2 separate regions of the Homo sapiens genome follow, and region 2 is linked to region 1. Evidence: read pairs that join two places in POLR2A ChIA-PET (ENCODE). Cell type or tissue: MCF 10A. All regions are shown on one strand.

Region 1 (5,000 bases):
TATGGAAGAGGGCTCTGGGCTGTTTAAGGAGAGTATTCTGGGGTGTTGGGTACCTAGAATATGGTCCAAAAGGGAAGGCATGGGCTCTGGGAGGGCACTATTTGTCCTGTAAGGAGGGAACAGTCAAAAAGAGGGTCAGAGGGAGGCCCCCTAAAAACACAGGACCCAAAGCAGAACAATACTGTTTATTGGTTATGCGAACCCAGGGAAAATAACTGACCAGTGAAGGGAAACCAGGGTGAAGAAACGATTCCTGGAGGTAGAAATGTTTGAACCCAATATATTCCTGCAGAGGAAGCATCTGTCACAAAATGGAAGTACATGACATAATAAATCTAATGTTCCTTGAAATCAAATATGAAATGTTACAACCAGGTTGCAGATGTTTTAGCTTTGGTTAAGAAGGTATTTCTCTTTTAACCACTTCATTTGGCAAGATTACCATGTTCTGATAGACTGCAGTTTCTGTTGAGACGTCGCTCTACCAGGCTCAAATATGGCTTAGTAGAGAGCAGTTAGAGGTTCATGTACTCATTTCCAAGTTACCAGGTGGATAAGAAAGAATTTTTATTTTTTTTTTTGAGACAAGGTCTCACTCTGTCACCCAGGCCAGAATGCAGAGGCATGATCACAGCTCACTGCAGCCTCCATCTCCTGGGCTCAAGTGAGCCTCCCACCTCAGCCTCCCAAGTAGTTGGGACTACAGGTGAGTGTCACCATGTCCAGCTAATTTTTAAATTTTTTGTAGAGATGGGGTCTCCCTATGTTGCACAGGCTGGTCTCCAACTCCTGGGCTCAAGCAATCCTCCCGCCTCAGCCTCCCCAGTCTGCACCACCATGCCTGGATAAATTTTTTTTTTTTTTAGTAGAGAAAAGATCTCACTTCATTGCTCAGGCTGTGAAAGATATTCTTAACTCAAGGGCCACACTATGAAAACTTTTTTTTGAGGTAGAGTCTTGCTCTGTTGCCCAGGTTTGAGTGCAGTGGTGCAATCTCTGCTCACTGCAACTTCTGCCTCCCGGGCTCCAGTGATTCTCCTGCCTCAGCCTCCTGAGTAGCTGGGATTACAGGCATGAGCCACCATGCCCAGCTAATTTTTGTATTTTTAGTAGAGACAGGATTTCACCATGTTGGCCAGGCTGGTCTTGAACTCCTAACCTCAAATGATCCACTTGCCTTGGCCTCCCAAAGTGCTGGGATTACAGGTGTCAGCCACCGCGCCCAGCTGAAAACTTTAATGGCTCATACAACTAGGTCTAATGCAGTCCTTGGTGTGGAATACCCACTGGCTAAGGGTGGCTTGGGAGAGAAGACGGTTAAGAAAATACAGATTGGAATGCAGAAATGGCAGCATTGGTACCTTTGTTTTCCTTCAAATTCTGACTGCTGTCAGTGAGGCAGTCATTCATTGTCCCTCCTTTCCTCCCCTATGTCAAGATAGCAGTCCTTTATATTTAAGGACTACAACACTTGACAGATGGAAGGATTTGTTCTCGTGTGTATTTATTTATTTTACTGTGAAAATGCTAATTGTGCATTTGTTTGTGAAGTCCAAGGGAAGAGAGGGAAATGTAAGCTATGGTGGGAAGATTAAACATGCTAAAGAGAGCCAGGAAACCCTGTATTTTTAAATATATCTATCTTGGTCATTTGGCCCAGGGGGAAATAGCAATGTCAGGAATGAACTACTAATTACCAGCAACATCCCAGAAGAGAGACTGGGAGAGTCCATGATGGGAGGGGCGTGGGGCAAAGGCATGTAACCCTTGAGCTGAGAAGTCTCCTCAGCAGCTTAGCCCAAGAGCCCTCGCAAGAAAAGGGCAGCTTCCCAGGGAATTTCCTCCTAATTCCTCTTGCCCCATCCAAGTCCCATCAAGAAGGGGACAATATAAAGATAGATGAGGCCAAACATCTGGAATAGAGAAAGGAAAGAGGAAAAAAAATAAACCCCAGAGCTTGGCAGTTTGGAAGACTGGGGGACTGTGGGTGGGGAGGGGAAGTAGAGGGGAAAGCCATACATAGATATTCAATTTTGGGAGAATTTCTTGGTATCATTACTGCATTATCAATAGTGAATTTTTACTGAGTGCTTACTATGTTTCCAGCAGTGTGAAAGCTTACAAGTCTTGCCTCTATGGGGAACATACAAAACACCCTATGAAGAAAGTCCTATTATTAGCCCATTTTACTGGTGAAAACAAAGAGGCTTAAAGATGGTAGGTTCAGGGTAATAGGGAAGATAATGGGTTCATTCTAGGACACGGTGACTTTCAAGGGACATCAGTTCTAAGAGGGAATCCTGGCTGGGTGCAACGACTCATGCCTGTAATCTCAACACTTTGGGAGGCTGAGGTGGGAGGAATGCTTGAGGCCAGGAGTTCAAGACCATCCTGGGCAACATAGCCAGACGCCCATTTCTACGAAAATTTTCTAAAAAAATCACCAGGGTATGGTGGCTTGTGCCTATAGTCCCTGCTTCTCAGGAGGCTGAGGTGGGAGGATCTCTTGAGCCTAGGAGTTTGAGGCTGCAGTGAGCTATGACTGCGCCACTGCACTCCAACCTGGGCGACAGAGTGTGACCCTGCCTCTCAATAAATAAATAAATAAGTAAACAAACAAACAAACATAAAAGTAGATCTCCAGGATGGTAACAAATTAGAAATTGAAGTTGGAGGATGATGGCGGAGGGGTTACAGTCAGGGAAAGGAAGGACATAATGCCTACAGATTTATACTAAATAGCCTTTTGCATTTCTCGAGTTTTGAATCATATGGGTGTATTGTTTAATAAATAAAAATGTAAAAAAAAAAATCAGAAATTAAAGTTAAGGAATGGTCAGGACTAAAAAAGTAGATTTGGGAGTCAGGTGGTGTTGAAGATAAGGGAGTAGGTGTGAGTGGGAACCTCTAGGAAGCAGGACACAGGGGCAATCCAGTCACCAAGATGGGAGAGATTTTGTTTGTTTTTGTTTTTAATCAGCCAATCAGAAGCAAGCTTAATACTCTGTTGGGCCACAGCTTAGACTCTTAACAGACAAGAGTGACTGAGTTTGTAGAATGACTTAGAAGGCACTAGGAGAGATTCTCGCCACCTGAGTAATCCAGGAAACATTTATCCTGCAGAGAAGTCTGAGGTAAACCTTTCTATAGCTAGTAATAGAAACATGCCAGAGTGATTCACAGCCTTATTCCTCCTAGAAGCAACTGGCTCAAGCATTTTAGTAAGAAGCCGAGGCAGACAAGCCACTGCGTGGAACGTAATTATGCATCACTTGGTTTCTTCAATGTTTCCTGAGCTAAGTAGGGTTATTAAATGTTCTACGTTTAATCTGTACCTATTGCAAGCAGAGGTTGAGTCTGAATGCCCAGGAGAACTGTTTCTCCAAAGTTCCAGCACTCCCAACTTCCTGGCCAGCCCTTCGTCAGCACCAAATAAATGATGAATGACTTGGGGGAGGGATATCCTTTTTGGGAATGGGTTGTCCTCAGCAGGAGAGACAAATGAGAACCGCAGAACATTAAGGCTAAAGAGGACCTTAGTAATCAACTAGGGCAGTGGTTCTCAAATATGAGCATGCATCAGGATCTTTTGAAGGGCCTGCTAAAACATGGGCTCTATTCCCAGTATCTGATTCAGGTCTGGGGTGGGGCATGTACATTTGCATTTCTAACAACTTCCCAGATGACGCTGTTTTAGAAGTACCACGCTTTGAAGACCACTGAGCCAGTGCAAATGAAAAAACTGAGGCCCAGAGAGTTTAAATAACTTGTCCTAGATGCCCCAGCTAATAAAGTTGGAACTAGAATTTCAATTTCCCTCATCCGTAAATACTTCAGTGTGTATTTCCTAAAAGCAAGAACACTCTCTTTCATAACCATAGTACAGGTATAATATCAGGAAATTAACATTAAAACAATACTGTTAACTAATCTACAGACCTTATTCAAATTTTGTCAATTATCCCACTAATGTCCTTTATCTGTCCCAAGATCCAATTCAGATTCAAACAGATGTAGTTGTCATGTCTCTTCAGTTTCCTTTCATCTGGAATAACTCCTTTGTCTTTCTTTGTCTTTTAGGACCTTGACACTTTTAAAGAGTATAGGTCAGTTATTTTGAAGAACGGCCCTAGATTTGGGTTTGTTGGAGTTTTCTTGTGGTTAAATTCAAGTTCTGCGACTTTAGCACAGACACAGCACAGTACAGCCATGGTGCAGTGTCCTTCTCAGGGCATGATATCAGGAGGCACATGAGGTTGCTAGAATCCTACTGTAAGTAAGTTTTCCGTTTGCCCCTATTCATTCATTCATTCATTCATTCATTTGTATTAGTATGGGCTCCTGGGTTCTATTTTATTTTATTTTATTTTATTCTATTTTATTTTTTGGACACAGTCTCGCTCTGTTTCCTAGGCTGGAGTGCAGTTGTGTGATCTTGGTTCACTGCAACCTCTGCCTCCTGGGTTCAAGTAATTCTCATGCCTCAGCCTCCTAAGTAGCTGGGACTACAGGCGCATGCCACCCATGCTCACTTAAGTTTTTGTATTTTAGTAGAGACAGGGCTTCACCATGTTGCTCAGGCTGGTCTCCAACTCCTGAGCTCAGGCAATCGGCCCGTCTTAGCCTACCAAAGTGCTAGGATTACAAGTGTAAGCCTCTGTGCCCAGCCCTGGATTCTTTTTTTAAAAAATTCTAGAATCCATATCTCTTGCTACCCAAGTCAGTTCTCTTTTCACTATATGACCCTGGGGCTAATACCATTATTTCAGAGATGATTTATTAATTTATCACATTAATTCAAAATTGACATATTTCAAAATGTGTTGTACATTATATCATGTGTATATTTATAGTTTTCATTTGTTGATTAAAATAATTAGTTTTAAAAATGGATTAAAATACTATAACAGAACTATCTAATAGAAATACCATGCAAGTTGTAAATTAGAGCCACATATATAGTCTTTTTTTTTTTTTTTTTTTTTTTTGAGACAGAGTTT
Region 2 (5,000 bases), 85 kb after region 1:
CCCCACAGCTGCAATGTCGCCTGGGGAAATGGTAACTTGGATGTTTGCACAGAAAACATGGAGTTGTCCTTTTGCCAGAGGCACAGAGTCCTTACTGCTTCTGATCTTTGGGCCAAAGCTGGCACCATCTCTGCTTCCCCCCTCTCTGATCCCACCACAGTTAGTTCCAAGGCCAGGGTCAGCTCCCTGTAACTTCCACAGAAGCATCTTACGGACAAGACTTCAGCCTGTACTCATCTCTGTGGAAGGAGGCGGATGCCACGACTGGCCACTCTTTTCACTCACCTTATTATCATCTTCCTATAATCTGGTCCCCACAGAGTAGTCACAGTAATAATTGGAAAGTATAAATCAGTCTTATCATGTCCCTACTTAAGATCTTCCAATGACTTCCCATTCTCCTTGGAAGAGAATCCAAGCATTTGGCCATGCCTAAAAGGCCCACATGGCCTGACCTCTGTGACTTCTTCATCTTCCTCTCCCACTTTTCTTCCTCTTCTCCAGCTCAGCGATACTGGCACCCTCTTGCTCCTCATCCAGCACATCAGGGTCCTTCCTGCCCCAGGGCCTTTGTACTTGCTCCGTCTGGAGTGTCCTACCCCCGCCCCCGGTGCTTCCCATCGCTGGCTCCTTCGCTGCTCAGATGTCCTGACCTCAGAGAGGCCTTCCCTAACCACCTCTTTAAACAGCCCCTTTTCTTCTCTCACACTTAAATCTCTTTACCTTGCTTTATTTTCTCAGCGCAAATCGCCATGTGCAACTCTTTCAATTATTTATCTATGTGTTTACAGACTGTCTCCTCTGACTAGAATGTCAGCTGCAAGAGGCCAGGAACCTGCTCTCCTTGTTCATGGGTGTGTCCCCAGGACCTAGCCCAGTGCCTGGCACATAATTAGCACTCAAAAAGTGCATACTGTGAACAAATGTATCCAGACCTTAAGGTGAGGTGGCTTAGGAAGGCTGGGCCTTGGAAGTGGCACATCCACCTGGAGGCACTTGGATCTACGACATGACCAGAACTTGTGGCTTGGACAGGTGAGCAACACTTCCTGGTGAAGGTGCAGGCAGTAGCCACCACAGTGGGGGCTCTCTTCTGTCACCTTTCCGATCTCTTGTCTCCTTCCAATCCATATCTGACGCCCATTCCCCACCTTTCTCAGAATACTTTCTCATTCAAACCTATTTTCTTTACCTTATTGGTTTTATGATGTTGTTCATATAAATTAGAATATGCCATTACTTGCAGTTGGGAAAGCTACTAGATCCTAAACTGCCTTCTAATACAGAGGTAGTCACCTTCAATATTGTCAAAAGTTACAGGCACTTTTCTTTTTGACTATTTATGAGCCTTGTACAATTACTAGTTAGATGAGTTTACCGTAAAATATCTTTAAAAGGATAAAATATACTTATATGATTCCTTTATGAAACAGCTCACAAATCATGTAAAAATGGGCTGTTCAAAGGAAAATAAGCTGGCACTTAGATCCTTAACCAATTTTCTTTTGTGTTTGCATACATGTCTGTCTACAATATTATAAATTTCACTCAATTGCCCTTCCGCAACATCAGATTCTTAATTAAATGAACACCACTGCTACAATTCTCTGAAAAATAAAACAGCATTTCCACATGAATTAGAAATGACAACTTGTTAATTGCGTCCCTGAGGTTTTGTTACAAAATCATCACTCTTTTTGTCATTGTTCAGGCATAAAAAGACCATGCTACAATCTGGAAATAAGAATGTTCTTCAGGCAATTGATTCTCAAGTGTGGACTCAATATTCCATAAGACGGCTTTCCCCCTTATTCCTATTATAATACATGACAACAGTTAATTGCGTAGAAACGTTTTTCGTATTGTTTTATTTTATTGAAATTCACCAAATTCAGATGAGCTGGAAGAGGAAGCTGGCCTGAACTTATTAGAGAATTTACATTAAAAAATACTAGGTGGTAAACTTCTTAAAGGCAGACAGCCTGTTGTACTTGTCTTTGCTTTCCTAGCATTTAGCTAGGTAATTCAGGCAAGGCACTTGGAGGCCTTCATTTTCCTCCTCTATAAAATGGTCATAATCCTAGGCCTGTGGTGAAGACTAAATACTTGGAACTGAGGAACTAGCATGTAATAAACACCTAACAAATGTTACCGACTTAAAACGACTCAGTAATTATTAGTATCTGCCACCTAGGCTGAAGGGCAGTGGCACGATCATGGCTCACTGCAACCTCTGCCTCCCAGGTTCAAGCGATTCTCCTGCCTCAGCCTCCTAAGCAGTTGGGATTACAGGCGCATGCCACCATGCCCAGCTAATTTTTGTATTTTTAGTAGAGACAGGGTTTCACCATGTTGGCCAGGCTGGTCTCGAACTCCTGACCTCAGGTAATCCACCCACCTTGGCCTCCCAAAGTTCTGCAATTACAGGCATGAGCCACCACACCTGGCCTTCAACAACTTAAAATGCTCCCCAAGTCTTTCCAAGAAGAGATCCTTTTCCAAGAAGAGATCATTCTTCAAAGAATGAATGATTCATTTATAATTCACAACCCCACTTGCATACCAACAATTATTCTGGTTAAGCCCTTTAAAGAGCTGATTTCTTAATTAAACCTAACATTCCCTTTGCACTTTCGTTTGTCCTTTGAATTTTTTTAGTAAATCTTTTCTTTTAAGCAGTGTAGACAAGTGCTCCAGTCTAGCCTAACCATGTACATTTGCCCATATATTAAATGAATGGCATCTAAAAGAATGATGCTATGCTGTGTTTTACGTAATAGAACAATACCAAGAATGGTCACCACAAATAATGCACACTCGTTTTTGAGGAGGAAACTTGGTATATTCAGTTTGATGTCAGCTGCCTTCCTCTTCTAATCACCCCCCTTTGCCTTATACTCCCTTTTTAAATTAATGCATTGTTGGAACGGAGTCTTTGAAATCATTACAGGGACCTGCAGTTTGCACTTTTTCATAATTTATTTAGAAAGACCTCATGGTTTTGTTTTTAAGCTTAGGTAGGCATTTCATTATTTTGGTGACTTGTTTCTTGGCACCACATAGGTGACAGCAAGATGAGAATTAAACAGGGCTTTGAGGGATTGAATGGGCCAAGACATACCCAGGCTGCCTTGAACATGTGTGAGGCCTGGAACAAGAGATCCAACAGAAGCCCACATTCCTTATGCTGGGAGGCATCTCCTCACACCTGCCACTCCAGCCAGGTAACCTCTGCCCACCAGGTGTCTCCAGCACTGCCAACGTCTGCTGGCATTACCTTTTACATCCTGCAGAGGAACATGAGGCTGGGGAGTCCAGTTCAAATGAAGAATTTGTGGCCTCTCTGGAACTCTACACTAAATGTGGTGGCACGAGGTGATAGTCCCTGGTGCCCAGTCTATAGCCCAGCCCACTTCTCTTCCCACCAGGCTCCGGTGCCATGAAAGTTCTTCCATACAGGCATGTGGACACCCCAGCTCCACAGCGGAGCTCTGTCAGAGCCTCTGCAAATAGCTGCACCTTGGCCATTCCATAGAAAAAGGAGTGTGCACAATGCTGTGGTTTGAATGTCTGTATCCCTCCAAAACTCATGCTGAAACTGAATCCCCAGTGCAACAGTAATAAGAGATGGGGTGTTTAGGGAGTGATTAGCACCTTATAAAAGGGATTGATGGAGTGAGTTTGGACACTTTCTGCCCTTCTGTCTTTTCTGTCATTCGAGAACATACGTTCATCCCTTTTGGAAGATCCAGCAATGAGGCACCATTTTGGTTTTTTGTTTGTCTTTTGAGACAGAGTCTCGCTCTATCACTCAGGCTGGAGTGCAGTGGTGCAATCTCGGCTCACTGCAAATTCTGCCTCCTGGGTTCAAGCAATTCTCTTGCCTCAGCCTCCCAAGTAGCTGGAATTACAGGCATGCATCACCATGCCTGGCTAATTTTTTGTATTTTTAGTAGGGATGGGGTTTTCACCATGTTGGCCAGGCTGGTCTTAACCTCCTGACCTCAGGTGATCTGCCCGCCTTGGCCTCCCAAAGTGCTGGGATTATAGGTATGAGCCATCACGCCCAGCCCCAAGGCACCATTTTGGAAGCAGAGAGCAGCCCTCGCCAGACACCAAACCAGCTGGTGCCTTGATCTTGGATTTCCCAGCCTCCAGAACTGTGAGAAATAAATGTCTATTGTTTATACATTTTTCAGTCTCAGGTATTGTTATAGCAGCAGGACTAAGATACCATTCCATGGAAATACAGGTGTGCACACCGACAACACAGTCCACTCAAGGAGGACAAACCCAGTAAGTGACTTATGAAGCCCTAGCTACCCAAAGAATGTTCTAGAAGGATGGCCTATGGGCTTGGCCCTTGAAAGTAATGTCCCAAGGCTGGGATTCCTCTTACCTGGGTCTAAAGGCAACGCCCACTAGGTCTGTTCATTCTTCTCATTGAAAAAGCAGCTCCTGCCCCCAATCTGTGTGTTGAAGAAGGGAGTGCAGTCAAATGTAAGAGGGTAGGTTATTTAAAACACTATGGTATATTCTCTACATTAGAAAAACCTCAGATGGGCTGGGTGTGGTGGCTCACGCCTATAATCCCAGCACTTTGGGAGGCCGAGGTGGGTGGATCATTTGAGGTCAGGAATTCAAGACCAGCCTGGCCAATAGGGTGAGACCTGGTCTCTACTAAAAATACAAAAATTAGCTGGGCATGGTGGCACGCGCCTGTAGTCCCAGCTACTCAGGAGGCTGAGGTAGGAGAATTGCTTGATCCAGGGAAGCGGAGGTTGTAGTGAGCTGAGATCATACCATTAGACTCCAGCCTGGGCATCGCAGCGAGACTCCATTGCCAAAAAAAAAAAAAAAAAAAGAAAAATCTCAGATGACATCAGCGAACAGAGAGAGCTGAGATTCTAGTGTTGCTTGTGAGCTTCCCCAGAGGAGGTCGAACCGAAACCAGGTCTCAAATGCAGTAGGGATATCCATCTGCTGTTTTTTAAAAATAT

The links. ChIA-PET counts read pairs that join two places held together with the same protein. Peaks named below come from ENCODE experiments on the same cell type or tissue, not always from the same donor. Only the 100,000 strongest peaks of a DNase experiment are listed, where the experiment ranks them.
Region 2: POLR2A ChIA-PET joins it to region 1 with 5 read pairs; 6 of 35 experiments call an interaction of 5 or more read pairs at or near these places.

The regions. Positions count from the first base shown.
Region 1 is chr1:178,631,374-178,636,373 of GRCh38, reverse strand. No RefSeq gene overlaps it. Among named protein-coding and RNA genes, the nearest start is that of MIR4424, 44 kb to the left of the region's middle. RefSeq lists a silencer at 2,986-3,280. In MCF 10A, no CTCF peak of the experiment used is centred here; a DNase peak (open chromatin) is centred at 3,123.
Region 2 is chr1:178,546,563-178,551,562 of GRCh38, reverse strand. C1orf220 (chromosome 1 putative open reading frame 220) reads right to left here. Exons shown (of 3, transcript NR_033186.1): 3 at 2,674-4,469. Among named protein-coding and RNA genes, the nearest start is that of C1orf220, 6.3 kb to the right of the region's middle. In MCF 10A, no CTCF peak of the experiment used is centred here; no DNase peak of the experiment used is centred here.